Regions from separate parts of the Mus musculus genome. Here regions 1 and 2 are each linked to region 3. The links are chromatin loops, found by intact Hi-C in ENCODE. Cell type or tissue: left cerebral cortex. All regions are shown on one strand. Each heading gives the region's core, and the rest is flanking DNA. Links, peaks and the distances in the headings are about the cores only. Region 1 overlaps Prkcb (protein kinase C, beta). Region 2 overlaps Prkcb (protein kinase C, beta). Region 3 holds the start of Cacng3 (calcium channel, voltage-dependent, gamma subunit 3).

Region 1 (10,127 bases), core at 750-8,749, 98 kb after region 3:
GCATCTGTCTTTGCTGCACACTGAAGAGAACCAAAACACTCGCTTTTAAAAATTATTTTTAAAACAGCAGATGGCATTGGCCACAGAGGGAGAAGTAAGGAGAGATTTTACTTGCTTCATTTCTGGCTGGATTAGCTTAACTTGCTAATCTCCCTCTCCCCAGACCCGACAGTCAGAATCCCAGTACCATGACGGCCCCATTCAGGCTGAAGCTATATGGTCTGTTTCCACTGCTAACTACGTGGGAGAACCTTGACACCAGCCATCTCTGAACCCTACCTGACAAGCTTTGGCTGGCCAGTGTCTTGGTTATGAAAAGCTATGACTGGTATCTTGCTGTCCTTTAGCCTCTGGACACCTAATGATGCCAACGCTGTGTCAGATGCCTCTCCACTGTCAGCCAAGCTGCCGGGAGGGACCCACAGTGCCAGTGTGAGGCACCGCCAGACACCTTTCCAAATGGCACTGTTTCTCAAAGAAGGGTAGCAGATAGTCCTAGGTAATCATAGGTGTACACGTCTAACTTCTTATAATTTGTGTTTGTGGAGCTTGGAAATACAGTCAAATATAGGAAGCTTCTTACATCATGGGTGTTATTGCTGAAGAGGAAGACTAAGGCACACGGAGTCATACGAGATAGGAAGCCATGGGTGAGACCAGCTCATGTCTGAAGATGATGAAGAAGAGGGAGCTTTAGCCCGTCTCTTCCCCCCTCCCCCACCCCCGGGTGAATTCAAGCTCTCCAGTAAGCTTTACTCCTCTCTTAAAATACACTCAGGGTAGAGTGGTATCGGGGGGCATCCTCTCCTCTGAGGAGAAGGGGAGGGAGAAGGGGCCAGGGATTTGCAAGGACAGGACTGGGGGAAGGGAGACAGGGCATTGTGATTGGGATGTAAAGTGAAAAATGAATTATGGAAAGAAATATTGTTAAACGTAAGCAGCTTTTCAAAGATCTATCCTTCCTCACCTTAAAAAAAATAGTCTTAGAAATTCAGTTTATGGGGTTTTTGTCATTGCTGTCATTTGGTTGGCTATCCGGCTTGCTTTTTGTTTATTCGTTTAGTTGGTTGGTTTTTGTCCTTTGTTTTTTTCTGACTATGGTGAGACAGGCCTGTAATGAAGCACGTGAGCAGCTGAGGCAGAAAGACCATAAGACCATCTCGTACTATATAGCAAGACTAAAATAAGTACATAAGTTGAAATTCACTTTAAAAACTGAAACGTAATTGCTTAAATATGTTAAATCTTCATAACTGGAAAGGCACTGTCCTTGTAAAAACTATAAACTCAGTCTGGACTCTGCTATTTACATTCTATATCCAATTTGACTTTGGTGCATCAATATTTTAAAGAATTTATTTTATATATCAAAAACAAACACCATTTGTCCATGTCACAAAGTTCATATCCTGCAGTAGCCAGGAATGACAAAGTTTGGAAAGTCCAACTGGGGGCCAACCAGAGCCAACCTTGAGTAGAGGCAAACTTGAGAGCTTCCTCTGAACATATGTTTGTGTGTGTGTGTGTGTGTGTGTGTGTGTGTGTGTCTGTGTGTGTGTGTGTGTATGCATGCATATGTGCGTGTATGTGTGTATGTATGTGTGTACGTGTGTATTAGTCATTACAGAGGCCAAAATAAAGAGTAAGATACAGAACTTTTCCCTAGAGCATCTAAAATCTTGGTTAAAATATACATATAACTAATTCAAACCATGCTCAAAATAAATGCAATAGAAGAAATGGCATTAAGAGAGCCAGGAGCAAACCCTGGGACCTCAGTTAACTATAGGATCTCCTCCACAGCCCTGGAATTTGACCTTGTTCCCCATTCTCCTTACAAAACCATTGCCTCAGACGTTCTTTGTTCTCAAACCTGTGGTATTCGATGAGGTTTTGCCTGATGGGCTCCCCCATATAAGAATCATAGAAGTATTTACTGAGGATCACCTTCAAAATGGGTGTACCCCTCCCCCTCTAGTCACGGCCCAGGGGCTCTCTCTGGACTGACACGTGTTGCCTCCAATTTCTATCCTCCCCTCTCTCCTGAGCTCCAGCCGGCTCCAGCTGGCTCCAGCCAACTCCAGGACGTTCCTAAGTGGGCGTTCCACTGTCATCTCCAATTAAAAGCACAGAGAGGCAAACTCACCAACTCTCTCTTCAAACTAGCCAGTCTGCTCAGCCTTAAAATGCCTCTTCAAAAGTGCTGCTGCCGTGGCCTGTAAGCTGAAAGGGGCTCCTGTGCATTTTCAATTCTTTTCTTCTTCTCCCCCCGCCCCAAATTCCCTCAGTAAATTCAAAAAGCTAAAAAACAAAACAAAACAAAACAAAACTCATGTATACATGTCATGTATAATAGTTGTGCAGAATTTTCTAAATTTGGAATGCGAGTCCAGGGTGTGGTCATATAAAATGATAAGTGCACTGCCTACGCACAGTTCATCTGAGCAGAGCACATGGAGACAGAGAACGCAAAAAGAGGCAATCCTCCCCCAGCGTAGCTGAAATAGAGTGGGGCATGATGCCTGTGTGGTGGTGGTGGGATGTCTGCCATTTTCTCTGAGATTATGGTATATGTGTGTGGTGTATGGACACATGTGTCCAGGTACATGGGCCCATGCATGTGTGCTGAGTCTAGAGGATGATGTTGAATGGCCTGCTTTATCACCCTGCCTCATTTCTTTGCGTTAGGGTCTCTCACTGCCCTGAGGCTGGCAGCCTATCAAGCTCCAGAGATCCTCCTGTTTCCTCCCTCACAGCAGGAGGGTTTACGGGTATATGAGAGCTGGGTTCTGAACTCAGTTCCCTGTGCACATGAAGTAAGCACTGTCATCCATTGGACCGTCTCCCTGGGTCCCTTGCCACTTTTAATGAGACCTTGGTGAGGGGATACCAACCACGTGGGCCGCTCTCGTACAGTGTTCTAAGATGAATTGTGTTATGTTGTCTCTGTAGCAATTTTTAATGATTTTTTTCAAGGCTTGTCCGTGAATTCAGTGTGTCTGTAAGTTGATCCCTTTATCACACACAGCCATCTGCTTCTCTCCAGAGAAGCCGTGAAGTACTGTGAATAAGAGCTCTGGCTTTGGCATCAGCCAGCCCTGGTTCACACCCTAGTTACACGGGATACTTGCTCTGGGACCTCGGGGTTGGTTGTTCGCACCCACTGTCTTCCTAAACGGAGTAGAGTCCTAGCAGCTTCGCCTCCATATGGGGTGCTCTCACATCAGACAGCCATGCCAAGTCTGTGTGCATTCACAGAGCTTCATAGGGGTGAATGTGTGGTCAAGGAGATGTGTGCACACTGAACTCTTCTTTCTCTCATTCTACAGCATGATAATCCCAATCCAACACAAGGACCTCGTGCTTTTTCTGTTCTGGCTTCCTATCTCCCTTTGGTGCAGACACAAAGGTTCTCAAGGGCTGGAAGAACCTTTCTTCTTCTGTGGACTTAAAGGATCTTTAATTATCAAATGAATATGCCAATGCTGCCATCAGAAGAATACAAGAGACTAGAAAGAACCCAACTATCACTATCCCAACCTGCCCTAACACTTAGATTCAGTTGGCATTTCTGGTTCCTTCCCTACCCAAGATCCTCTAATCATTAGTGCCCAGCAGCCCTGATACCTGCCAAGTTCCCAGGAACCCCTTGGGTACTACATCTCTTTTTTATGAGGCACTTCAGACTGCATCTGTATCGGAATCTCCATGGATTCTACTGGCATCCCCCAGTTAACAGAAGCACCAATTATGCCCTCCCAGTAGACACAACACTTTTTTATAAGGTTCCCACTGAGTTAGTGTTACCTAATAAACACTTGGTCGGGCCAGGAAGGAACACCTGACATAACGGAATCAATCAGATCCCCTCTCCTGCGATTATGAATTGGAACTCAGGAAATTTGCTGGATATGGATTAGAGAAGCCACACCGGCCAAAAGCAGTGACAAACAGAGAAACAATAAGAAAGAAGATAAAATCTGCCTTAAATTCACAAATCCTAGTTCCTTCCAAGGTCAAGCACACACATGCCTTTGTTTCTCCCATAAAGACTTCCTTAGTGTTGGTTGCTTTTTTCTGTTTATGCATGAGGTAGTTTAGTGTGGGAGAGAAGTATCCTACTTCTTACAACCCTGACATCTCTGACCAAGACTCTTCCGAGAACCTTCTTCAGCATTGCCCTAAGGTCCAAGCACCTCCTTGGGCATTACTACAAAAACCAGATGTGGCCTGAGTCACCATGGCCCCTTGGACGCTCTGGAGCCTCAATGGGCATGACGCCAATAGGTGGAAACCATCCCTGTCCCCATCTCTGCCCTCTTTTGTATTCTGGGTGGATGTTTCTCCCAGCATGCCTTGCAGCTGAGTTATTGCTGGGCCATGGCAGCAAATTTGGGGAGGAAGTAACTTCTGTCCTTCAATGACTCATGAAATCTAATTCTATTTAAGAAAAAAAAAAGAGGTGCATATGTTCAATTGAAAAGAAAACAGTTAAAATAGATGTTTTGCTGAAGAAACTTAACTGCCTGTGCCCACTGGCAGTTGGGAAATTACATGAATGTGCCTGGCTGACAATTGTCCCTGAGAAAAACTGCAAAAAGATGGGAGGAAATGAAATTATTGTGTGCCTGTGCAGCAAGGGGCCCCAGCCCAGCTCCAATCATGGAACAAACTTCTACTCGGTGTTTGTTAGATTCGTTCTACTGTCCCTTTTAATTCCCATGTAATGGGCTCCTTTTACAAGATGATAAAACCCATATTCACAGCTGTTAGTGACTTTCTAGGAGTCCTATGGCCGGTAATCATAGGTCCATATCCATCTCCCTGGGGAATGCATGCTTTGGCCTGTGTGTCTCTGGAACAACTCACCAGAAGTCCATTTGCCTGAAACGGGCTCATCCAATGAGCAACTAACTCTCTAAAACTTAACTCTCTTCCAAAAGCTTTTGCATCTATTTTGCCATCTTGTGGTCAATTTTTTTAAAAATCTAAGAGGCTGAGCAGATGGCTCATATGTTGTTACCTATGAGTGCCCCGACATTTGCTGTGTAAGCACGAGGGCCCAAGTTCAAATCCCCAGCACCCGTGTAAAAACTTGAGGTGTTTGGGTACATGCACCTGTAATCTCAGTTCTGGGAAGTGCAGAAGATATATTGCAATCACTGGAGCATTCTGGCCCTTGTCTAAAGGTAACAAGGGACAGAGAAGGTCACATAATGTCCTCCTCTGGACTGTGTATGTGGCTGCATGCACATGTGTGTCTATAACACACACCCCAATTTTAATTGCCTTGGTAGAGACACTTCTGAAATATTGGAAACTCAAGAAGACAGTTATCTATACATCCTTCCCTGACTCTAATCAATGTCTTGATTTGGCCATGCCAGCCTTCTCTGTGTACATGTGTAGGCTGAACACATTTAGAATACATCAAACAAAATTTAATATTCTAGATTTCCACTAACAGGGAAAATGGCACACATACTTTTGAAAGCTTTGAAAATACAGTATAAGGATACTTCTGACAGAGTTTTGTTTTTCTAAACAACTTTTAAAATAATGAGCTTTGGGACCAGAGAGCGGTGGAACATGCCTTTAGTCCCAGCACTCGGGAGACAGAGACAGGTGGATCCCTGTGAGTTTAAGGCCAGCCTGGTCTACAGAGAGCTGGTCCCAGGACAATCAGAGCTACACAAAGAAACCCTGTTTCAACAAACCAAAACCAAGCCAAAACAAAACAAAAGCGTTGTGTCATTTCAAGAATGGCAGAAACCATCAAGGATATTATTGGATGAATTTTACTTTCATATGTTTTGACTACTTTATAGATTAAAAAAATCTATCAAGGAGCTTATATTTTCAAAATTCTACATCTCTAGTGCATGCATGCACACACACACACATACACACACACCTATCAAGTTTGCAGTATGCTATAATAGCTTTGTTGTTCCTTTAAAGAGAGCTGATTCATAAAGGAATTCTGGGTCACAAAATACAACATGACAATCCGCTCAGGCTAAACTGGCCCTCTGGCTGTTCCTTAGACACAGGGAGCGTGTTCCTGCCTGGGGCCTTCACACGGACTCTTCCTGCTCCCTACTACTGCTTTGCCCCCAGGTAGCCCTGCCTGTTCTGGTTTCTGCTCAAATGTCAACCTTACCACCAAGGCTTTCCTTGATGATCCCATCAAAACAAGTCATCTCACAATACCAGTCTCCCCGATGCCAGCCCCTCTGCTTTTGTTGCTGTGCCCTTTTTCCAGTCTCCCTGGTAGAGTGGGAATCCCAAGTGAACAGGGCACTTGATCTCTTGTTCCCTATGCATCCCACATGCTGACACTACAGGGTCTTTTGATCTCCACAGATGCCCCCTCCCAACTCTTGGTTTATATACACATATACAAACAGCCATGCACACATGCACAGAGTTTTAAAAATCAGTCTGAATGTGATGGCACATGCTTTTAATCTCAGTGCTCAGGAGGTAGAGGCAGAAGGATATCTTTAAGTTGAGTCCAGCCTGGTCTGCATAGGCAGTTCCAGGACAGATAAGACTATGTAGGAGAAGACCCTGTCTCAAGAAAAATGAAATATAAAAAATTATAAAGAAAAATCATAATGAAAAATACATAAGTTCTTGTGTTTTATGCAATGAAATGATGCCCAGAGTACAGGTGAGGTGGCTGGGTGTCTACTTGAACCCAGGTAAGGTGGCTAGGTGCCTGCTCCCCTCTCAAACGGCCTCACCAGGCCTTTTCTCTTAGAGTAAGTGCATCTCTTCAAGCCTCCCACCCATCACCCCACCCCCAACACAAAACACAGCTCCTGAACATGAACTAACCACTCCGTATTACTGCCAACCACTGAGAAAATTGCCTGTTGCACTCCTCTACTTTCTGCAGTGGGAAACTGTCTGGAAAGAGTCACAGATCCTCTCCCCATGCAGGACAAGAGTCCACCAACTCTTGAGGTTCTTAGCGTTCCTGGCATGGGACAACTCCTGGAGGAAAATCCAGCACTTGTGACTCCTGCCATGTGCATGCTGCTCCTGGAATCCATCGTGCCAGACAAATGAAGCTCAGACGGGGGAGGCCACTTGCCATCAAAGGAATAATCTCAAATCCACTCCACATGGCTATTCTCAAAGCAGTTCATTACTGATAAAGATGCTATCCTTTAATGAACATTAGTCATAAATGGCTCACTCTTCTCCATTTTGACACACACAGCTAAAATTGCAAACTGCTGTTCCAAGTTCGCCACTGGCCTGTTTACCAGACAGTCATGAGCTGCTACTCTTGAGTGAGTTTGGGAACCAGCCATGGAAAGGAGGAAGGGGGAGTCTCAAAGGTTACATCCTAACTCTGTTAACATGTGGACCCCTTCTGAACTGAATTCCCCAGGTAATGTTAAAGATACTTGGCTTCCTTTGTTGCTGGCCTTTGCCTGTGCCCATGCAATATAAACGGTCATTTACTTAAAATTTTCTTTACAGCCATTCTCCCTTCCCCTTAAAGGTTTACTTTAAAAGCCAAGCTTTAGTCCCCCTCAGAGCACAACTGTGAACTAATTCACTATCCAGAAGCGTAAACAAAGGGAAGAATTGGAGTATCGATTCTGTCCTTTCCTGTATGAGCCAGATCATCGGGAAGCAAGCAAGGAGAATGCTTCGTAAAAAGCATCCCAGCTAGCAAATGCAAAACAGATATTCCCATCTTAAATCTCCAGTGAGCTAATTGACTTAGTGCTGAGAGCATCAGTCTGGGCCAGCATCACCAAGATCCTTATGCATTTCCTGAAAGAATACACCCGGAATCTAGGGGCAACTGCCGTCTTGCTAACTGATAGATGCTGAGTCTGACCAAGCCTCTAGACCTAGCTGTCAATTTCTAGAAAATGCAAGGGAGAGAGAAGCAGGTAGAGATGCTGTGAGAGTGTGGTAAGCAGAGCCCAGGCTGAAAACACTACAGACCAAACAGCCCGGAATGCCCAGCAGATCCAAGAACAGATAAAAGAAAGTGACGAAATGGCTTTGATGCAGACTACAACAGCATCCAATCCATCTCATGTAGAGGGTGAGATATAAAGTCAGATTGTGCAGATTGAAAGGCAAAGGGTCTAGAAGAACCCTACAGAGTCCATTCTTGGAAGCCATGGCCATTGGCCTTAGAACTATGTCTTAAGGGATGAACTCCTTTTTTTTAGAGTTAAAACACATTTTATTTATTTATTATCTATGTATCGATGTATCGATGTATCGATGTATCTATCTATCTATCTATCTATCTATCTATCTATCTATCTATCTATCTTGTGTGTGGTTGTGTGTGTGTTGTGTGTGTGAGTGTGTGTGTGGTATGTGCATGCATGTGTAGTGTGTGTGTACATGTGCATGAGTGTGTGTACATGTATGTGCATGTATGTGTGTGAATATGTGTGTTTATGTTTGGTGTGTGTGTATATGTGTGGTGTGTGTGTGAGTGTATGTGTGAGGTATGTGCAAGCATGTGTGTGTGTGTGTGTGTGTCATGTGGTGTGCATGTGTGCATGTAGGTATGGTGTGTGTGTGTGTGTGTGTGTGTGTGTGTGCGCACGTGTGCACATGATAATGCATATATGGCTTTAGGAGGACATCTTGTGGGAACCTGTCTTCTCCTTCACAGCTTGAGCCTGGGCACTGAACTCAGGTTGTCAGTCTCGGATCAAGCTTCTACACCTGCTGAGACTCCGTTATGGCTCCTGGGTTGCATGATAATAGGAATGAACCTTTCCTTAATTTGCACTTGTGCTGGGGTTCTTCTCCTGGGAATGGAGGTCAACATCTGACAGGAACGGGGACTGGTCAGAAGGCACTGAAGTGACATCTTAACTCTTGCAGGGGCAGCAGCAGAGAGTGCATGAATGTTCCCTCTCATTCTGGCTGTCGGGTCGCATTCTGAAACCACTAGCCCTTCCCTACAACCCTTTGCCCAGCCTCAGATGCTTTCTCAGAGCAGTGCTCTCAAGAAATCCTCCTCGGGGAAGGCCCCTAGCAAAGGCCTCAGGCAACCTGCAGAGATGTCTGCATGCTCCTCCAAAGGGCTAGGAGGGCTGACTGCTCCTATCCGGACTATAAAAATTAAAAAAAAAAAAAAGAAAGAAAGAAAGAAAGAAAGGAAGGAAGGAAGGAAGGAAGGAAGGAAGGAAGGAAGATTTGCTGAGACCCTGTCCCTAAGTCACCCCTTAATGCTTGCAAAGACTTGGATTGTCTGAGTATAAAACGATTTGCCTGAGTTGGGACAGGATCTACCCCAGGGGACTGTGTACAGTGGCAAGACTTCTGTGAGCCCAGCATCCTTTAGTTTCCACAAGGCAGACAGCCCAGGTGTCTCCTCAGGATGGCAACTGTTACTGGCCCAAACCCGTGGCAACCCTGGAAGTGGCTACCCAGAGTGCTGGACCCGTTACCATGGTCTGGAAGCAGGAATGGAGCTGAGTCAGGAACGGGGGCTTCCCAGGCAGGGCCAGCACCCGCTTCTCCACCATGGTGCACTCCACATCGTCATCTTGGATCACCACGTCCTTCTTCAGGATCTTCACGGCATAGAGTTCATCTGTACCCTTCCGCTCTGAGAGCATGACCTGGGAAAGACAGCAAGCACATCAGCTCAGTTAGAAGAGGCCTAGAGGACAGCCCTGGGTACCTGGAGTCCATGCAAACCACTCCCAGCTTTGGATAGACATGCTGTGTTAACCCAGAGACAAGAAGTAACACTTCGCAACCACCTCAGACTTTGAATAGTTAAGTCCTATCAATAGAAGACGGTCCTAGGAAAGATGAGGCTGTGTTGAACTCTTTGGCACATCCATCAATAGCAACGGCAGCCCACATGGCTAGAATGATGATCACCCCCATGGAATCAAATTTCACTGTCTTAACTTGAAATCTTCCCAAGGATCAGACGTGTGGTTAATAATCAGTAAAGATTAACAACACAGGAATGGATGCAGGTTTGGTAACACTGAGTTCGAGACACTCTCTCCTTTATTGCTTCAGCATGTCCTGCTCGGTAAGAGCCTGCTGGGAATGCAGCAAGAATCAAGCAGCCATGCTCCCTGACCCTGAACTTCGGGAGGAAAAGTGAG
Region 2 (10,127 bases), core at 1,896-9,895, 88 kb after region 3:
GCCTCAGACTTATCTCTTTCTGATAGTTCTCTAGGAGTTATGGAACCTACTTTCTAACTCAGAGCTCTTTCCTGCTCCTCTTGATCAGGTTCTGAATGTCTGGTATAGCTCTCTTTCCTGATATTTAGGCCATGTTATGGGGATGGTATGACTCTGACCTCTGGTCCCAGGAATGGTTTTACAGGCCTGTACTTGCCATTGGAAACTGTGTTCACAGTGACTGGTTCAATAACAAGCATGGGAGCCAATGGAGAACCATCAAAATCTTGACACCCTCTTGGTTACCTCCAGCAAAGAGGCAAGCTCTAGAATACTGGGCTGATTCAGGAGCAATAATTTACGTCTAAAAGCCCCAGAGGTCCATTGATAAAGAGCAGAAAGCTAATTAAAGATCAGAGGCTACAATGAATGTGATAAATGAACCTTTCAGATGTGTCTGCAGACGTCTCAATGGCAGCCGAGCTAAGTAAAGCTGAACTAAGTTGTGGTCACTGTTAGCTGAAGAGATATCGTGACAAACTATCCAGACACCTCCTATCTGTCTGTTAAGTCTCTTCATCCAAGAGGAGATTCATACACTTGCACCCACTGCAGACAGCAACCTTCCCCATCTCAAGGATCTTTGGCACCATCCATAGGACCAATCTTAGACAGCACTCAAGCTTGTCTTCAAGCCACAGTGTCCAAATGCGAGGCTAGAAACCAGGAGTGCTGTACTATGCAGAAAATATATACCAGATGTATGTATGAATTCATTACACATGACACCCCTCAACTTGACTATACAGCCAGAAACAAGCAGCTGGGTTTTTGAATGTGGGTATTTGAGGATCCAAACTCAGGTCTTCATGATTGCATATTACCCAATGAGCTATCTCCTCAGTCTTTGGTTGCTTTGGTTGATGTTTTCCCTATAAGACACTCTCATTATGATGTCAAAAGAGGGCTGGAACATTTATCTTGAAGAACTCCATTAAGGAAAGTTAGCACAGACCTCAGAGACAATGACCAATAAACCAGATACTAAGTTTGACAGGAAGGCTCTTTCAGGTATCTCTGACCCCATCCACGTATAGTATGCTCCTCAGAAAAGGAAAGGTTAAAAAATTTGTCATGTTACATCCTTAAGAACTGCACAACTCAGTTGGACTTGTACCTCATGTACAGTTGACTAAGTCAGCACAATCACTAACTACCTTTTAACTATTTGTCCTTACACCCACAGACAAGTAGCCCTCAACCTGCAACAAGGGAACTTGTCTTTGAAACAGATGGAAGCCATCAAAGAAAACCATAACCAATAATCAGAGAAGACTTGTGGAGCCCAGTCCCAATGGATACGTCTACAATGCAATTCTCACACCTAAGGTTCAGGGAACATTGTGGAAGAGGGGGGTGGGAAGATTGTAAGAGTCAGAGAATCATAGAGTTTGCTGTGAGATTCTGTCTTCTAATGATATCTGAAGCTACATCCATGCAGTCTTATCAACGTGACTGCCCAAATGTGATCTGAACAAGGACAACAATAGATGTGCTAATACGGGTGGGGGGAAGACCATGAGGTTTGAACCATACAGAGAGAACTAGAGACAGCTAAGGAATGCTGTGCATGAGAGAAATGGTCTTTTCCAGGGAGGAGCACACCAACTTATACACCAGCTAATACCAAGTCATCACCCCTGAAAGCATGCATACAAGAAACATACAGATGATCAGGTTATACATACGTGTTTAGACGTGTGTGTGCTCAGACGAGTATATATACCATATGTACACATATCTGTGTGCAACAACAATCCATAAAAAAAAAGAGGCTGTGTGTTTAAAAGAGAGAAATGAGGAGTATACGGGATGGTTTGGAGGGAAGGGAAAGAAGGGAGAAACTACGTAATTATAATCTCAAAAAATAAAGAAGAACCATGCTATCAAGCAGAAATCTAAATGAAGGAGGCAGCGATTTGTGACACTTGAAAAGATTTCTCACTGTAGAGGAAGTTTCTATGAAATCATGCAATTAGACATCTTTTGTCGTGTATTTTTACAATTTTCACTTGATTATCAATTTCTAGAACTTTATTTCAATTGAGCTTCTTGATAGTAAGCAATGAAAAACAACTGTGATGATTTTAATATGAAAGGGAATTTATAGGAAGATATTGAGAGGTTCACAAAGTCTCCGAGGAAGCTGGAGAGCCTAACAGGGACGCTCCACGAGGCTGGGACAATGTTGATCCAAATGCAGAGTGGGCATAGCGTGGGCATAGAGTGGGCATATTGGAGCTACTGCTAACATCACCACGAGAGACAGACATTGCCTCTTCCCTGAGCTCCCGATGCTGGACTCTACAAGTACTGCCAACACCTACTGTAAACCAGCTGTAGCCGGTGATAATGGCTACCCTCAGCTACCATCTGAGTTCCTTGGTCACCAGTTTTCTTGATTCACAGCATTGGGTGAATACAACTGCGTGTCTAAACCTGGGACATGGACTTGGATTTACTCAGAGAAACTATTCATGGAAGTGATCATTTCATATCTCTGTATTTTGAGATAGACTCTCATTCTGTAGCCCAGGTTAGCCTTGGACTTATGATTCTCCTGCTTCATGTTCCCATGTACTAGGGTGATAGGTTGATAGGTATGTATAACTACAGCTGGGTTCCTAGTCTTTAAGTTAAGAAGTAGGTTTTGTTAAAAAACAACAACAACAACAAAAAAAAACAAAAAAAACCAAAAACAAACAAACAAACAAAAAAATCCTTACATTAAAAATGGAGAATAAAAGAATTTGAGGAGATGGGCAATACTATAGGAGGACCAGCAGTCTTAATCTGGACTCCCAAGATCTCTTAAACACTAGACCACCAAGCAGACAGCAGACACCAGCTGATATGAGGCCCCCAACACACATACAGTAGAGGACTTCCAGGTCTATGTTCATTCAGAGATGATGCACCTAACCCTCAAGAAACTGGAGAACCCCAGAGAGTTTAGAGGTCAGATGGGGTGGATGGTGGGGGCATCCATGTGGAGACAGGGTGTGGTGGGGCGGAGATGTGGAATGTGGAGCAGTTGGAGGGTGGGAGGGGAGGGGCGGGGAGTGGAATATAGAATGTAAAAAATGAATTACAAATAAAATTAAATTTAAAAATGGAGAATAAAAGGGGGAATCTAAAAGAGAGGAAAGGAGAGAGAGGAGAAAGAGGTGAGATAGATAATAGATTTAGATAGATAGATAGATAGATAGATAGATAGATAGATTGATAGATAGATTGATAGACAGATAGATAGATCATTTTAGCACCCAAACTACTTGTTCATCAATTCCAAATCTCAGTCCATACCACACTAGGCTGATAATGAGCCCCGAGTAACCCAGCCTAGCTAGCAAGAACTCAGTTTCATTCCTGGGGCTGAGTTTTCTTCTAATACATGTGTAGTTCACAATCTTCTTAGGAGCCTGGTTGGTTTTATTCTTTGAGAGCCACATCCTGGGAAGGAGTTAGAACATTTTGTTGAGGCAGATGAAAGTCTTGTAGCGTGACAACTTAACCCATGATTTTTGGTTAGTGTCTTCCTGCAGTTTACCCAAGATTCACTAACTGCAGGCCAGAATTTCCATTATTTCTACAGTAGAGGTGAGCATCTGTACGCAGCACCAGCAACCCCATCTTATCCTTTCTACACACTGCCACACTCCAATAAACCCCATTCTCCATAGTTCTTTTTCTGTCCCTTGCTCCACAGTTTTTGTCTCTGTTTTCTCCACTTGGAACAGTACTCAGCACACAGTAGGCTTTTGATGACTATCTGTCAAATAGATGAATGAAATGGGCTGATATGACTCTTCACGAGCCTTTAAATAGACCCTTGCTCATGCCAAGAGCTGATAGAAGCACACTCCCCACTGGCTCCTATTACATAACAAGTCAGTAGATCCCCCCTCGCCTGTGCCATCTCATCTGCGCAGCGCAAGAGGAACTGTACACCCTGGACTCACTGACAAGTAGCAGCCTCAGGCTCGCTACCCTGCCTTGCATGAAATATAAAATGGTGTGACTCATACAGCTATGATCACACACTTGTTTCTCCCCAAACCGGCAAATGCCAACTTCTGAAGTTAATCCTGTCTTTCAGGGAGAGCAACTCAGAGATCTATTTCCAAATTGCAGCTACATACAAGAAAAATGGTTGCATAATAATACGATCCTGCCACACTCGGCAGTCGACTCTTTCCATGCTTCCCGGATGTGGGGTCCAGGAGGAAAGTGCTGCTGGCGCCCTCTTCTCAGAGCTGCCTCTTCTCAGAGACTTGTGTCCTCGTGCTGGAGGTCCCAGAGAATCATGGATGACACAGTCCATCAAGATTTTGCTATCACCATATACAGCTGCCCAAACTTTGCCAGGGCAGTGGGCGATGCTGCCTGGCAGAACACATGCCCAAGTTAGTACTGGAGGATTCCTCCCCCACCACAGATTCTAATTTTAAAAGCAGTTGAAGAAAGAGGCAGGAAGGGAGGAGCTGAGGGAGCTGAGGGAGCTGAGGAGACAGAAAGAACAGCCATGCTCACTTACCGGTAAATAATGCCCTTGCTCTGCAAGAAGAACAGACCGATGGCAATCTCTGCGGCGTAAAATCTGAAATTAGAAGAAAAAAATGGTGATGGGGAAAGTCAAGGGCACCGTACACTTAGCTCAGAAGTCAATAGAATATTGAATGAGGCGCAAGGCATGTAAAGCCCATGATGGATAGTCAGTTCTACGTCTCCTAAAATGCACAGTGCGTGGGTGGGTAAACAGCATGGTCCAGAGTAACACATGGGGGTGGGTAAAGGGTCAGCAGCTGCATAGTGGGGAGGGGCTGTGGAGGTAGTGGGCTGGCGGAGAAGGATTGTTTCAATATAGTACAAGTTGAAGGACTTTAGTGGCAGCCTCTGGCAGCCATTAAACGCTTAGCATGCACTTGGCATTGTTTTAGGGGCTATCTGCTTTCATTCCACCTAGAGTCCAATGACATAGGTCCTACTAGGACCACCTTGTTGTTCAGATGGGGAAACCAAGGCTTAGAGATGAAGTCTGTGAGAAGCCTGGAGAGGACATACAGCAAATGAGTGGTCCAGCCTGGACTGGAGACAGCTGGTGTCTAATATGTAGTTCCACCAAGAAGGAAGAGGAGTTTGTTTTTCTTGTGGTGCTGGGGATAATAGAAGAACCCAGAGCAGTATGTATGTAGGCACTTCCCCAGTCCCTGTTTGTTTATTTTATTTCTTAAGGCCTAACTTCACTCTGCAGGTAGCTCTACTGGCACATAACTCTGTAACTTATCATGTAGCCCAGGCTTGCCTCAATCTTGCAATCTCCCGACTCAGCATCTCAAGAGCTGACCATTAAGCCTGGCTCACTAAAGACATCTTAGGAGCACAAAACAATCAAACAACCTTGCCAGTAATACCACAATGGCTGGCAGGACCTCAGGGAGCTGTGCTCAGTCCTAATAGTATGTGTCATGAAATGATGAATCAAACCTGGGTCAACTTGATGTGAGAGAGGAAAAGAAAAACAGTCCTGTGATTCCATCGCAAAGGTTGATTGGGAAGCACGGGCTAAACAGAATGGTGTTCCTGGCTTTAGCAGGTGGGAAGACAGGAAGCAGGCTGAACGGAACAGGAACCCATTCCCCCTCCCCCCAGCTGTAGGATGGGTCCCTCCATGGGCTCTGAAGGCTCTCAAGAGAAGCAATAAAACCTAAGCAAACACCCAGGAAGGAGAATTGACGTTCGTTCCTGTGGCTTTTTCTGTGCCTGCTCACCCACGGGGTTCTAAGCAAAGGGGAAGCTCTCTGGGATTTTTATTTTACAAATGATCTCTTGCTGGTTTCTGCACTGGGGGGGGGGGGGGGGGGGGGCGGGACAGAATGAAGGAACCCACAAACCATAGCTGCAAATCATCTCAAACCCCCATCTCCCCAAGAGTCAGAGGGAAGAGGTGTAGGAAACAGATGAACAAACACAGGTGGGTCTCACCCACACAGACCCTCCCCTAGGTCTAGAATCTTGGCGGTTCCCACCCTCCGGGTCTCGTTGCCCTTGATTGTAAAGCTTGGGTGAGATTCTCTCCCTCACCGTACCGCTCAGGATGAAATGAGATGGTGTTTGTTCAGTACTCGAGGGTCTGGCACAAAGAACGCTCTCAATAAATATTAGCAAATGAACAGACAAAAAACCTGCAAAGACATTCCCCAAGGAAGTTATAAGACCTTTCTCAGGATGGAGGGGCAAAAAAAAATTAGAGATTATGAAACAGTCATTGGTCTAGAGCTATGAGTTCTTAGCTGGCCTTCAGGAACATAAAGAAACATCTCAAAGCGAGCAGAATACAGTTGTCCTTGGCCAAATAACGCTCACAAAGAAGAAGCCTGGGATGTTGGGGTAAAAAAAATCCCTAGTAGGCTAAAACTTAAAGGAAATGACAATCATTTATCCCAAGGAAAGGGCACAAAGAGGGTCTGTCTTACACAGCATGGGGCTCCTTGAAACGGCCAACTTGTTGGATGTGGTACATGAGGTCACCCCCGTTCACATACTCCATCACAAAGTACAGGCGGTCCTGAGGAAAGAGAGCAAACACCAAAGTCAGCACCCCATACTTTCTCAGGACCCAAACGGGGAGCAGGGAGTAGCTGGGACTTATGATGAGAGCTACCAGAACTCCGGAGTGTTCTTTCAGGCAGGGCCCAGCACCCACTAAGGGTGACCTCTGAGCCACTGTAAGCATGCAGGCTAGCACAGGTAGAATGAGAACACTTTTAATTAATAACTACAAATTGAAATTCATTTGTGCTGGAAAATATAATTAACACATGGATCTTACTACTTAATTGATATTATTACCTAGTTCAGGGTTTGCTGGAACAAAAAGTAATAAATATTGGGTATATAATTTTACAGTAATAGATATTTGTGGGAGCCGGTCTTCAGGTTGGCTCTCCAGTGATTTCACCTCCTAATGTGCATGCTGTCCTGGACTGTCTTCCCTCAATGACTGGGCTAATTTGTGTAACCAATAGGATGCATGACTTTGGGGTAAGGTCACAAAAGACTTTATGGCTTCCATTGTGCACCTTCTTGGATTATGTCTTCTACGGCAGCCGTGATGTGCAGACACTCAACCAGCACTATGCAGAGACCTACTGACAAGAACTCAAAGCTTCTATCCACAGCCAGCACCAACACCCTAGTCATATTACCGAATCACCTTCCTCGTCTCAACCTTCAGAGGACTGAAGTGGTCGCCACTGGCCACTTGACTGTCACTTCTTTTGAGACCAGAAATTAGACTTTTAAGGAGATGTGCTAGCCTAAATCCCTGACAGAAGCTGTAAAGTGATCAATGTTTACTGTTGCTTTAAGCCACAGAGTTTTGAGGTGACAGACAACTAACCTGGTGGCTACCAAAATCCATCAGTTAGCAGAGTTTCTAAAGCAACAGCCTAGAAAGACAATGCTGTACTTTGGGCTTGGAATATTTCCCCAGATATTCACGTCTGGAAGGCTTGAGCCCTGACCGTGGTAGTTAACTTTCTTGACACTGTGGCTAAAAACCTAAGATTGCAACTTAAAGGGAGGACAAGTCTATTTTAGCCAGAGCTCTTAGGACTCAATCACTTCCCACAGGGCCATCAGCTAGGAGTCAAGGCCCCAGTATATAACCCCATGAGAATGCATCATATTCAAACCAAAACCATTCAGCAGCGTCCAGAGGTGGGACTTGAGGAAGTGACTGGGTCATGAGGATTCTGGGCTCATTAATGGGTTAACTCTTATGAGTTCATAACTTACTAAGCTACTGGGAGACTTTAGGAAACTTTAGGAGACAGTAGCTACTGGAGGAGTAGGTCACTGGTAGATGATCTTAAAGGGGGTATTTTGTCCCTAGCCTCCCACCCTTCCTCTGCTCTATCCCAGCATTCCACCATTGTGTTCCTCCTCGATGAGAGTAATGGTGGGTAGGCTCACCATAGACTGAAACCCATGAAGCCATGAGCCAATGGACCTTTCTTCTCTTTAAATTGGTTCTCTCAGACATTTTGTTATAGCAAATGTTGGCATGCACACAGGCATAATTCAGGAATTTTCATTGCAAATCCAGAAGATTGCCCCAAATCCCTCAAGACTGAAATTTAAAAGCAAGGGGAGAGAAATCATAACCTCTCTATCAGAAGAAATGATGCTCTAAAGGGACACCTATACCTTTCCCTTCAGCTCTCAGAATGTAAAGACAATGGACCCCAAAGAATTAAAATTTCCCCAGAATTCCCATACTAAGAGGAGACAGAAGAACTGGTGCCAGCCTATCCAGAGGGAGCATGTGCCTTGCAGGAAGAGATTACGCACAGCCAGACTACCCTGCAGGACAGAGCAGAGCTAAGATCATGTGAAGGGCAGGACCATGGCTTGACCAGGGCAGCTTCGTTATCCATATGTCTCTCCCTCTATCTAAAGCCAAGCCACACCATAACCCCCAAGGCAGACTCATAGTTTGCTTTTTTCCAAAGTAGCCATATTGAATAATCTAATCTCCCTTCTCGGACTGCTTTATGTAGCCTTGAGGATCATGTTTTTATACATAACAACAAGAACCTAAAACAAGGACATATGCAGAAGTGAAGCAACTGGGGCCTGGAAAAAAACTGTATCTCAACCTAGGGGACTTTGTACATGTTTCTCAAGGCATGCTGTGAGCTCTTTCAGGTCAGGGGCTGGGTAAGCCTGTTCCTGGCACTTGAGCAACACAAGAGGTGCCCAGAGAGTGAGAGAACACATGCTTAGATGCAAAAGAGACCTTTTTTAGGAGTGCAGCTCTGGCTCTTAATAGCTGGGCATATTTGACGTGTTGATATCTGGGTTTCCTCATTTGAACAGTGGAGGGAATCAGATCCAGGGTGCTGTCCATAAGGCTAATGAGGCAGAAGGTATCATGGTCTTGGAGAGATGCCTACCTGAGATTTGGCATCTTTCCTTCTGTCAAAGGGTTTTGCTAAATGAATAAGCAACACCCCCTCCCCTTAGCTCTGCCTGGGTTAGAGCGTTTCTTTAGTCTGCTTTCTTTTAGCTTACCATGGCAGGGCTTGCACTATTTGCAGGAAACTAAAATCCCCCTCATGTTCTAAGCCTAAAAAAAATGTTTCCTCTAAATTATCCCACCCAATCTAAGTCAGGTCTGCTTGTTATGTTCTCCTGTAAAACCGCGGATGACCCTCTGATGGCATCATAGTTTGTAATTACTTAGTCAACCCGATGGCAGTTTATCTCAGCTGTTTATCCATTTGTTCTTTAAATAAAGAACTATTTACAGAGCCTTACTAGGTACCAGGTTACAGGTGCAGGAGAAATCAGTGAACAAAGTCAACAAAACTCCCTGGCATCTATGTTTCAACTCAGTGGAGACACACTGCTAAAGATAAAACTAGCGGTTACAAAGTGTCAAAAGGTAGCCAGTGCTATGTAAAAAAATCCAGGTTAAAGAGACTGGGGTGCCGGTGAATGAGACAGGGAAGAAGGCTGCCAACTGCAGGAAAATGGTCGGAATAAATCACTGAGGAGACACTTGAGCAAACCCACATAGAGCAGGCATGGATCTGGTAGAGGAAAGAGCCCAGCAAAGGCCATGGGTAGAGTTTATCTACTATAACTTAGGATGCACCAGGTACCGGTGATTGTGCCGAACAGAGAAGAAAGGAGACAGGGTGAGAGAAGAGACCAGATCAAGTGAGGGGATCTGTACATGGGAAAATGCAAAGATTTGGGGCCTTCATTTTGTGAGCGATGGTCTAGAGATGGATATAGTACTTACTGAATGTCTTCCATCTCTGGCCAAAACAATTGATTAATGTAAATTAATGATCGAATAGATAAACGGCACAGGAATCCTTGGGTACCCAACACACCATCCTGAGTTCAAAGGTTGGAAAACAAATGGTGTCTTAGAAGTTTCTCTGGGGATAGGCCTCAAGATCACTCTATGTCCCTGGGCCTGTGTCCTCTGTGTATGGTGAAGACAGTAGAGCCAACCATCTCTAACAGAGTGGCTCCTGTCAGACACACATTGCTGAGTGCTGTGACTATGT
Region 3 (9,794 bases), core at 1-8,000:
ACAAGAAAGCATCTCTTGTGAGTGTCGTGGTCCTCATGAGCATTCACAGTCATTCCCAGGGTCACTGTAAACATTCATTACAAACAAACATGTTGGCACTAACATCATAATTTCTTGAAGGACTTTTAGAAAATTTAGATTCCAGGGATGCACCATAGACCTATGGAGGCCTGGAATGTAGTTGTAAAGTCTGATAATCTATTTTTAAAAACCTATTCATAAGATTCCAGTGGCTAGCCAAGTGTGGGGACAATACATATATATTTGAATACTTCTGCTGTTAGGGGACTCATTATTGCTTCAAGCCTCTTACCCCACGCTGGTTAGTTATTTATATTTAGGTAAAACACCGACCCCCTTGAGGCCACAAAGAACATTTCAAATCTCTCTTCCAAATGACAGCCTTTCATAAGTTTGCATACAGCTGTCATGTCCCTCCTGAGTATTTTCTTATTTGGAGCAAAATATTCACATTGTCTCATGGCTCTTAAAGTATGAAAAAAGAACTCTTCTAAATGATGTGTAAGAAAAAAATAATTTAAAATACTCCTTACATAGGTTCTTTGATGTTTAGAAAACCAGAAGATGAGAATGTTGCTGTTCTGAGACAGACAGGAGCTAGTGAATAGAAATGGCTATCTATCTTCATCCTTACAGAGGATGGAGATCCTAGAATATATGCTGTCTGTTGCATGTGTCTTACCATGCAGAAAACAGAGGTTCCTGCAAATTTCTTGAGCACCCGATGTGTTCAATCCATTAAGAAGAATCTTGGCTTCAAATTTTCGCCAGGCCCATCTAGATGGTAAAAACTTTTCCGGTTCATAATGGTTTATGTATCTTTCCGAATGGAATGCTTTAGAACATGAGACTTAGCTGAGAAAAACTATAAGAAGGCTCCAACAAGTTTTCTCAAAAGAACTGACTAGCCCAAGAACACATCTCCAGTCCTTCTAATTCTTCCCCAATCTCCTTTCTCAGTTACCCGACTGAAGCCATGGAACACTCAGTTGGGGCTTTGGTCCCAGGCATGAACTGTAGGCCTAGAGCAGCATGTCGAAGAGAGGAGGAAATGCTCTTTATGCAGGTTTGAAGAAAGGTTCAGGAAATGTAGGCCCTGATTTTATCCTGACAGACATTTAAATAAATGAGGCAGGGTGAAGAATGTCAGTATCACTGTTTAATTTTACATTTCCAGAATATTTCCAAGGGGCAAAATGACTATAAACCTGATGTACTTCTGTATGGCTTTTAGCTGGGGAAGAACCCGGGTTTTTTTTTTTAATGCCACTTATGTAGGCATCGTCATATATACCAATCACAGCATTGCAAAACTGATTCGATTCATAATTGCCAACACAGCAAAGGGAATGGTGGAAATTCTCCAAGGTGAATGACCTCATGCTAGCCGACTGCAAATGGTCAGAAATAACCACATTTTAGAATTTCTGTCAGTTTACTGGCTGCAGTGTACGCTTCAGTAGTTCTAACTCAAGACTATTGATTCTGAATCAGTCATTTCTTGGGTTAACTGAGAGTTAAAAGGGACAAATCTCTTAGCTAAGAGTATAGAGACCATTTGCAGCAGTACTTGGTGTTTTCTGACTTCACATGAAGTAGCCCTTTCCCTCCTGGGTTTCCCACCAGTTGCAAATCTGTGTTGGAAACAGAATCAACTGTAGTGGCGCTATAGGCAGGAGAGTTCAGAGCGTCAGGACGTGGGAAGGAGGCCAGAGAATGATGCAATATTACACTAGCAAGTGATGTCATAGCATTAGTTCCCAAGTCATTTACATAAATGCGAGTTCCCAAGAAACCCTGAGAAATGCCACAGGGAATGCAGGGGGAGGAACCAAGGGAGATCGAGGGGAGGGGAGGAAGCCTGTATTTTCCTGACTATCACTGTGATAAACTTCACTGACTTCCTGGAAGCCAGAGAAACAGCAAAAATCAACCAAGCAGACAAAATCCCTTCTTAGTGGCCCTTTAATCTAGTGGCTCCCTTAGGTAGCAGGTTCACAAAGCTTTGATTTTCTTCATTATTTTTTCACTCCTTGTGATACCCAGGTATTGTCCACTGAAACTGACAGTCACTCTTCAAGTGGTGAAGCAAGTTTAGTAGTGACATAGGCTACCTAAGAGCTCCACATTCTAAAATGGCCTGCCCACCTCATTATAATTTAGAGCAAATCCTCTAATTTTTAAAATTAGAAGCAATGAGATGCAATTCTCAGAGTCAGTCTTATCTAAATGTCAAGGAAATACATTTGCTGGTGATGGGCGTGATTTATGAATGAAGTCAGGTGGAGAGCAAACACCAAGACTTCAGTTTTATTTTGAGCCTAAATAATGAAACACTTATTCATAAAGACATTTTCTTTAGATGTGAGGGTGTGGGGATTAGGGCTTACATATTGTTCCCTAGTATAAGTTAACAAAGGGAGTTCATGACAATGTCTAGTTGGACCAAACTCAGAAGAGGCTGGTAAGCTTTTATTGATTAAAAGATAAAAAACCAGATCAGAGTGCTCCAGGTTAGATCAGTCCCTCAGCACCTTCCTGTCTTCTCTGCTTCCATTCCTTAATAATCCCCATTCACCAAAATGTAATTAAACAAATCCAAAGTCTCCTTCTATAGACAGAAATCCAAGCAGTGCACAACATGCTTAGAGACTCGGGATTAGAGGCTTTCTCAACTGCAGAAGGTGTTTAAGAGCGTTACAAAATCACATCACATTTGGCATAGACCAAAACCAATCAACAAGACCCAACCCTTCCATCCACACAGCACCAGGCTCCGTGGAAGCATAGTCTGGACCCTCACATATTTCCAACAACAATTAAAACTATTTTTCTTCCCCTCCATTGCCTCTATTTCCCCCCCAACACATGTCAGGACATTAGAAGCAGATCATTCAGAGCCAGTGAGAGGAATTTGTAAGTACCTTCCAAGCAGCAGGTCCTCCACAACCCGGAGTGGGTCATTACTTCTTCATTCTTCCTGCTGGTTTCATTGTCACTTGTAGATTTAGTCCTGCACACACCTCTGGAATATAGCCAGTAGTCCGTGCCCACTGCAATGGTCATTAAACTAAAAGCTGCGAAGGCTCCTACAGTAGTGATCAACATCTGGATACCTCTGTCACACATCCTCATAATTCTTCATGGTACTCTGAACGGCTGGGGGTTGGAGGGGTAGATTCAGTGACAGACGGGAGAATCACTCTGCAGCTGGGTAACCTAGGACGGCCTCTTCCAAAAATCCAGATCTCCTTTTGTCAGCATCCACGGGGACTTTGGGAAAGCTGGGATTTCCTGTCTTGGGCTCTCTCCAGTTCCCCGAGTCCTCTATGGCCCTCGGGAGGGTGCGGGCTCCAGGGGGTTGGTCCACATCACTGCCGCGGTCAGAGGATTCCTGGGTTGCTTTCATTCCTCAGGAGCTTGGTGAGGACTAGCGTTTGTGCAGGGCATGGCTTCGGAGCTTGGAGCTGCCAGCTTGGTTTGAGATGCGCCTGGTTTCTCACAGCCCCGAGAGACTCAAGGCAAAAGAAACCCAGAGAGGTCTGGTGTGTGAGCGTGTGAGCGTGTGTGCGTGTGTGCGCGCGTGTGTGTGAGTGTGTGTGTACGTGTGTATGTGTGTGTGTGCGTGTGTATGTGTGTGTGAGTGTGTGTTTGTGTGTGTGTGCGCGCGTGCGTGCGTGTGTGCGAGCGCGTGTGCTGGGGGTGAGGGCGGATGGCAAAAAATAGCTCTGCTGGGAGGCGAGTCGCTGAGAAGAGTGTTCACTGCTTCCCCAGCCTCCCAGGAAAGCTCTCCGCCTGCTCTCCACACCCCCGCGCAAACTGGAGAAAAGGGAGAGTCCTGGGGCGGGGGCCGGCCACTTGCGTCGGAGAGCTGAGGTCCGTGGTGCTGAGCGGACAGCTCCTCTCCTGTTGCCCAGCCTCCCACTTCTCAAGGCCGGGTCGTTGGAGGTCCGTGGTGCTGAAGGGACAGCTCCCCTTGCCGCTGCACCGTTCCTCGTGGTCCTAGTCTAGGAACTCCGGGTGCTGAAGGGTCCCTTCCCTAACACTCTCCTAGTGCGTTCCTAGAGCCAGCCAGCCAGCTCAGCTCTGCGTACTCAAGCCCACAACCAAGCAAAGTTTCGGGAGCCCAGGGCAATCAGCATCAGGGCTTCAGGGCACTGCAGTACGGCGGATCCGGCTCCTCAGAGGGAAGGGTTAAGGACAAGGGCCCACAGCGCACTCTGGCGCGCGCGTTATCTCAGAGCCCACCCCACGCAGCATTCTCTAATCAACCCTCCTCCTCATCCCTGAGCCCAATGAGCCAGGCAACTTTGCTCTTTGCTGCAGGAGTCCACTAGGGAGACAGAAGCCGGGAAAGATCTAATCTTTTTAAAGGGATGGGAGACTGACTGGTGGCTCACTTGGGTGGGCAAAATGTTGTCTATGTGTATTTGTCTCAATTTCATTCCTCAGAAAACAAACCAATATGTCTACCCTCCTGTCTCCGGAGCTCAGATTTACACAGGAGACAGTGTGCTTACATCAGACCCAGAACCATTCATATGTATATGTGAACATATATACCTCTAAAGGGCTGAAGGAACTAAATGTACCTAAACTGTTGTTTACATATCAGGGACCTTGGATGAAGGGATGTAAAGGTTTGATTTCTGAATACACTTCTTAAATATTTTCACACTTTTACATTTGAGGGGGTGGTGAATTCAGGATGAGAGAGCATTGAAAACGTCAGCTTCTCTCCAAAGGCCCTGGTGCTGTTCATTTGTTAACATCTTCTAAGTCAGACCAGGATGCAGGTGTAATTAGGTCTGGGCTCCTTGCTTGCCCAAAGCACAAATGTCATCACACACCTGTGAGTTCTTTCCCTCAGAAATAGCAAATGCTGAAAAGAACTGGCACAGACCAGCTTCCCGGTTCCATATGTTCTAGCATATAGATAAGGACACACACTAAGTTGACTTCAGGCATTCCACCGAATTGCTCTGACCAATTATTTTCTTGTGGGCTGACAGGTAGTAACACCCATTTGGATGCTTGGAATTGAGGCTGCATGCGCTATTTCTACAACCCATGAGATGTGCCCACAACCAGCTGTCATAGTTGAGTGTTATTTAACTGGACAAACATATAATGGAAGGGGATCACAGACATCTCCATTCCCCAGGATGCCATTTCTGGCTGTATGAGAGCTTCTATTCAGGTAACTGAGTAGGGGCAATATACTGAAGAAGTCTCAGACTTGGCTCACAACCTTTTTGTTACTTTGATATTTTTATTTTTATGTTAATGTCATTTGAAGATTTGGTTCTTGGTGTTATATATACATATGCGTGCACATATAGGCTTATTTGTATAGTTGTGTTTATGTCTAAATGAGTACTATGGTCAATTTTGTCATGATTTCTGAATGCCTATGAATTTGTTGCAGACATAAAGTAGATATGTGAGTATATGTGTACACACACATGGTGCAGTTTGTAGGGTCATGTGATCGTGCTTTATATAAATACACAGCTGTATGTATGTATGTATGTGTGTGTGTGCGAATATGCAGGTACAGTGTGGATTTGTCTGTTTATATGCATTGAGTTGTATATATGTATGTCACATTTATACTGACAATTTAACATATAACAAAATGAAATGCATTTTTAGGGCCAAAACCATAACTAACAAGACTAGAAACACATGGAAGGCAATGGGGGAAAGATACATGAGCCTTCCTGTAAGGAGCAGGAAGAACAGTTCAAGGCCATCCTAGGTTTTCTAACAAGTTTGAGACCAGCCTAAACTACATTAAGACCATTTCAAAAAAAAAAAAAAAAGAAGAAAGAAAGAAAGAAAGAAAGAGAAAGGAAGTTAGCAATCACTATTATTTGTATTAACAACAAAAATAATAGTGATCAAGAATGTCAATACTAATGTATAGAAAGAAAATATCTAATAAAAATAAATAAAATAAGAAAAAAAGAATGTCAATACTAATAACTGAGAAACAGATTTTCTGTATAAGAAAAAAATACCATGCCTAGAATGCCGGGATTACAGGTATAGCTTTCACACACAGCTTGATTGATAACTATCAATTTAAAAGGCCACATAGTTACATGAAGGTGAAGTTGGTCTTTCCTGGGAGGTTTTATAAGATAGGAGGATATTTTCTTCTCACTCTCAGAAGTTTAAATAATATGAAGTAATTAATAACAATCAAACAGACCTTCCTTGATCTGTTTTATTCTTCTCTCACTCCAGCAGAGGTGGGAAAGGTGCACTCTGTAGCAAGGCAGTGATGGTGGGAGGGCTTTGGCCTTAGGGATAGTGCACTCCATGACTCCATTCACCAGACGCACAGCAAAGCAACGGTAGCCCCAGATCCACATCCTCAGATTTGTAACAGAAAGCCACACATACTGGGTGTCTAGCTGATAGAACCAAGTACCCAGGTAGACTACTGAGAAGAACAGCCAAGTGCTCATGTGGACAAGGAAAACAATCATACTCAGAAAGCAGAAGAGAAATGGCTGCAATGCCCAAGAATAGAGCTTTGTGCTATAGCTTGATGACATTAGATCATCCTTGGTAACCTTTGTGCAAAGCCAAAGCTAATTTGAATGTGAGGGCATTTGGAACATGTCAGAGCATCTGACTGAAGTGAGAGCCAGAGGCAGGGAGCCCATCACTTAGATCCTAACAACTTCTCCTGGTTTACTAGCGGGGAGGACCTCAGTCTTTTATTCAGTAACACCTGTAGGTGTGCACATGGGTGTGTGGAATCTGCTGCTGGGCCGAGAGAGAATCGCACATTCTCACCACTAGAGGGCTCTTTCATCGCAATTCAAAGCATCCTCTTAAGGAAATGGAGCCAGAGGCTTCCTCCCTGTTTGCCAATGATCCTTTCTGACCCTGCTCATCTGGCAGGAGACTCAGAAGGCATTCTGACAGCTTTAAACCTGTGCGTCTTTCTCTTATTGAGACTTTTTTCTTCCACTGAACTCTTAGCTTGCCATTAACAGCCATAGTATATTTATTTGTGCCTTTTTTCATCTGTTAGGGTTCCACTTATAAAAGTATTGTTAACAGCTAATTCAATTGCATAATTTTTTTGAGTGCCCACCATGTATAAGCCAGCCAGCTCTGCACTTGGGACAATGACGTAAGTCTCATTCTCCAAGGAGCAGGAGAAGCTATATCATCGAGCACGTTTTATCTGCAAGCGCCAGAAACTCACTGGAGCTCACTTGAGAAAATGGGGAGTGTAGCATAGAAATATGGAGGATGTTTTGAGGAACCCAAAGCCAAAAATGAAATTAGAATTGAAATCAGACTCGGAATCTTGAAGTAAAAGCCACTGAGATCCTTGATGGCTCCTGTGTTTCTCAGCTGTGCCTCCTTTTAAGTTCGTAGAAGAAAAAAAAAGGTTTTATCTTCTGTGTTGCACTCTCACTGTTAATAACACCTGACCTAAGCAGCTAGCAGGATGGAGGTGGTGGTGTGTGATCTACTGGCTCCTGGATTCAGAGGTCTCAATCCATAATTCAGAGAGAGCCTGCTAGATCAGGGCAGCTCACACTATGGAAGACAAAAGGCAGAGAGGGAGGGAGGGAGCAGGAAGAAAGAGCTTATCCAAGAGGGAAGAAAGGAAGAGATGAGGAAGAGTGAAGGGGGGAGGGTGAGTGCCCTCAGCCTATGGACTGCCTGAGAGCGAATCTTCCCCTTTAGGTTAATGTCTCTGGAAATGACCTCACTGATAAACCCAGTTATGGGGTTTACGAATCTCCCAGGTGCTTCTCTAGTTAATCAATTTGATAATCAAGCTCAACTCTCACATCTTCTTTATTATTTGATCTTCAAGATGGGAGTTAGATTGAGCTCCAACTTAGAATACCCAGAATTGACAACCTAACTGGTTGAGCTTGTGTTGTGATATTAAACTGTTACCAATCAAATGAGCTCAGAGGGAGGGGATCCTATGATACAGTCTGGCTAAGAGGACCATGCCCTGTGAGCTGGGGAAGGGAGGTAGCACACAGTATCCCAACACTACAGATAGAAGCCAAGACACATAGATTTGGCTCAAGGAAGCAGATATAGAATTTAAGCATCTTGTAAAAATAGCAAATGGGTTCTAGAGAGATGGCTCAGCAGTTAAGAGCACTGGCTGCTCTTCCAAGGTTCAATTCTCTGCAAACCCAAATGGCAGTTCACAACCATCTGTACTCCACTCCCAGGGAATCTGATGCTCTCTCTTCTGGCCTCTATGGCCACCAGGCATGCACATGGTACATAGACATACATGCAGGTAAAACACCCATACACATTAAATGAGTAAGTAAGTAAATATTTAAATGTCAAAGATAGAATTGACATTATTCAATTACTATATCTAAAGCAGAAGAGGGGGTAGGGTGGAGTAAGTTAAAAGACAAACTGAGTGCCCGGGTGCAGAAAGACAAGAGGGTCTAGGGTAGCTGGAATTTTATCTCAGCTCTTTCTATCCTACTTGGTTTAAAATCTTATGCAAGCATATTTTGGTAAGTGTTCAAAGTTAATTAAAAACTAAATGCAAACAAGAAGCAGCAAGCCACCAGTCCACTGTTCTCAGCCACCTCTTGATTTATCAGCACAGAAATGTCAACTGTTTGGGTAAGCTATTCCTAATGCCTGGGCTTCTTCTCTCTGCAATATCCTATTCACCAAAATTTTTCAGGGTGTGTGTAGTGCTGCCCACCTAGATGGTTCAACAGTTAAAGGTACTTGCTGCCAAGTCTGATGACCCGAGTTTGGTCTCTGGGACTCACATGGAAGAGAGAAAGATCATCCTGCAAGTTGCCTTCTTATTTCCACATCCACGTCTTGGTAGGCATGTGCCGGATGTACATATACACATAAGTAAATAAACATAATAAAAAGTAAGTTTTAATTTACAGAAATTAAAATAAATACCCCGTGATGAGCTCAAAAGAATGTCACAATCTCAGAGCATCCTTCCCTAATGGTGCTGTCTAACGTATCACCCAATATTTCTCTCTCCCCTCTCACTCTGGGGTGTGTTTCGTCACAGCATCTATCATTCCTGAGCACACAAACACTCAGATGCACAGATGTGTGATTTTGCTTGCCCACATCTTCCCGATGAGGATGTTGCTTCCTCTTGTTTACATCTACATTTCCTGGCCTCAGACTGTTGCCCCGGATTTTGTAACTACTCAAAGAGCATTTGTTTAATCTATTATTTGAGTTAAGTAATGATTAAGCTTTACACCTGCAACAGGCACCGTTGACTCAAGCAACAGGCATCTTATTCTTGATCACCTGGAAATTCAGTCTAAAGGAGTGAACAGTAATAACTAGGAAAATAAGAGCACTTGTAGCAGATGTGGTTGGCTGGATGCCCTTTACCAAACTGGTATGTTTATGTAATCCTCACCCTGAGCCACAAACCACAGATGCATCTCTGGGGACAACTCTTTTAGCTTATGGAAGCTGCCTTGCCTAAGGACTGGCATGTCCCTCAGGGGCAGCCTGCAACCTGAGGGCAGTAAATTCAGGAATGTAAAGCCATCTTGCCAGAAGAAGAAACTGTATGTTCCATGGTCATTCATGGATCATGCTAAGATTTAGATGTCACCAAGACCACATCCTTGTTTGCCTTTGACTACTTTTCCTGTGGTTCTTAGGCTCTAGAGTACATCAAATCACCTACCGTGGGGCTGGGGATGTAAGCTCAGTTGGTATACTGCTTGCCTAGTGTGTAGGAAGCCCTGGGTTCAATT

Evidence for each region. A loop is a pair of places that touch in the nucleus more often than their neighbours do. Peaks named below come from ENCODE experiments on the same cell type or tissue, not always from the same donor. Only the 100,000 strongest peaks of a DNase experiment are listed, where the experiment ranks them.
Region 1: it touches region 3 in a loop (5-fold over the local background); 5 of 42 quality-filtered maps call a loop at or near these places.
Region 2: a loop joins it to region 3, with 11 times the contacts of the local background. A loop is called at or near these places in 5 of 42 quality-filtered maps.

What each region holds. Positions count from the first base shown.
Region 1 is chr7:122,567,630-122,577,756 of GRCm38, reverse strand. It overlaps Prkcb (protein kinase C, beta), which reads right to left. Exons shown (of 17, transcript NM_008855.2): 10 at 9,450-9,623. Among named protein-coding and RNA genes, the nearest start is that of Cacng3, 99 kb to the left of the region's middle. In left cerebral cortex, for the core only: no CTCF peak of the experiment used is centred there; DNase peaks (open chromatin) are centred at 2,808, 3,119, 4,468, 4,933 and 2 more places; H3K27ac peaks cover 5,364 bases.
Region 2 is chr7:122,578,910-122,589,036 of GRCm38, reverse strand. Prkcb (protein kinase C, beta) reads right to left here. Exons shown (of 17, transcript NM_008855.2): 11 at 6,516-6,607; 12 at 4,577-4,639. Among named protein-coding and RNA genes, the nearest start is that of Cacng3, 88 kb to the left of the region's middle. In left cerebral cortex, for the core only: no CTCF peak of the experiment used is centred there; DNase peaks (open chromatin) are centred at 4,067, 4,414, 5,644 and 9,086; H3K27ac peaks cover 5,568 bases.
Region 3 is chr7:122,665,136-122,674,929 of GRCm38, reverse strand. Cacng3 (calcium channel, voltage-dependent, gamma subunit 3) reads right to left here and starts at 3,186. Exons shown (of 4, transcript NM_019430.2): 1 at 2,946-3,186. The coding sequence starts at 3,156. In left cerebral cortex, for the core only: CTCF peaks have their summits at 1,660, 4,134, 4,343 and 6,824 (motif pointing right); DNase peaks (open chromatin) are centred at 3,802, 4,776, 4,985, 6,834 and 3 more places; H3K4me3 peaks cover 4,493 bases; H3K27ac peaks cover 3,651 bases.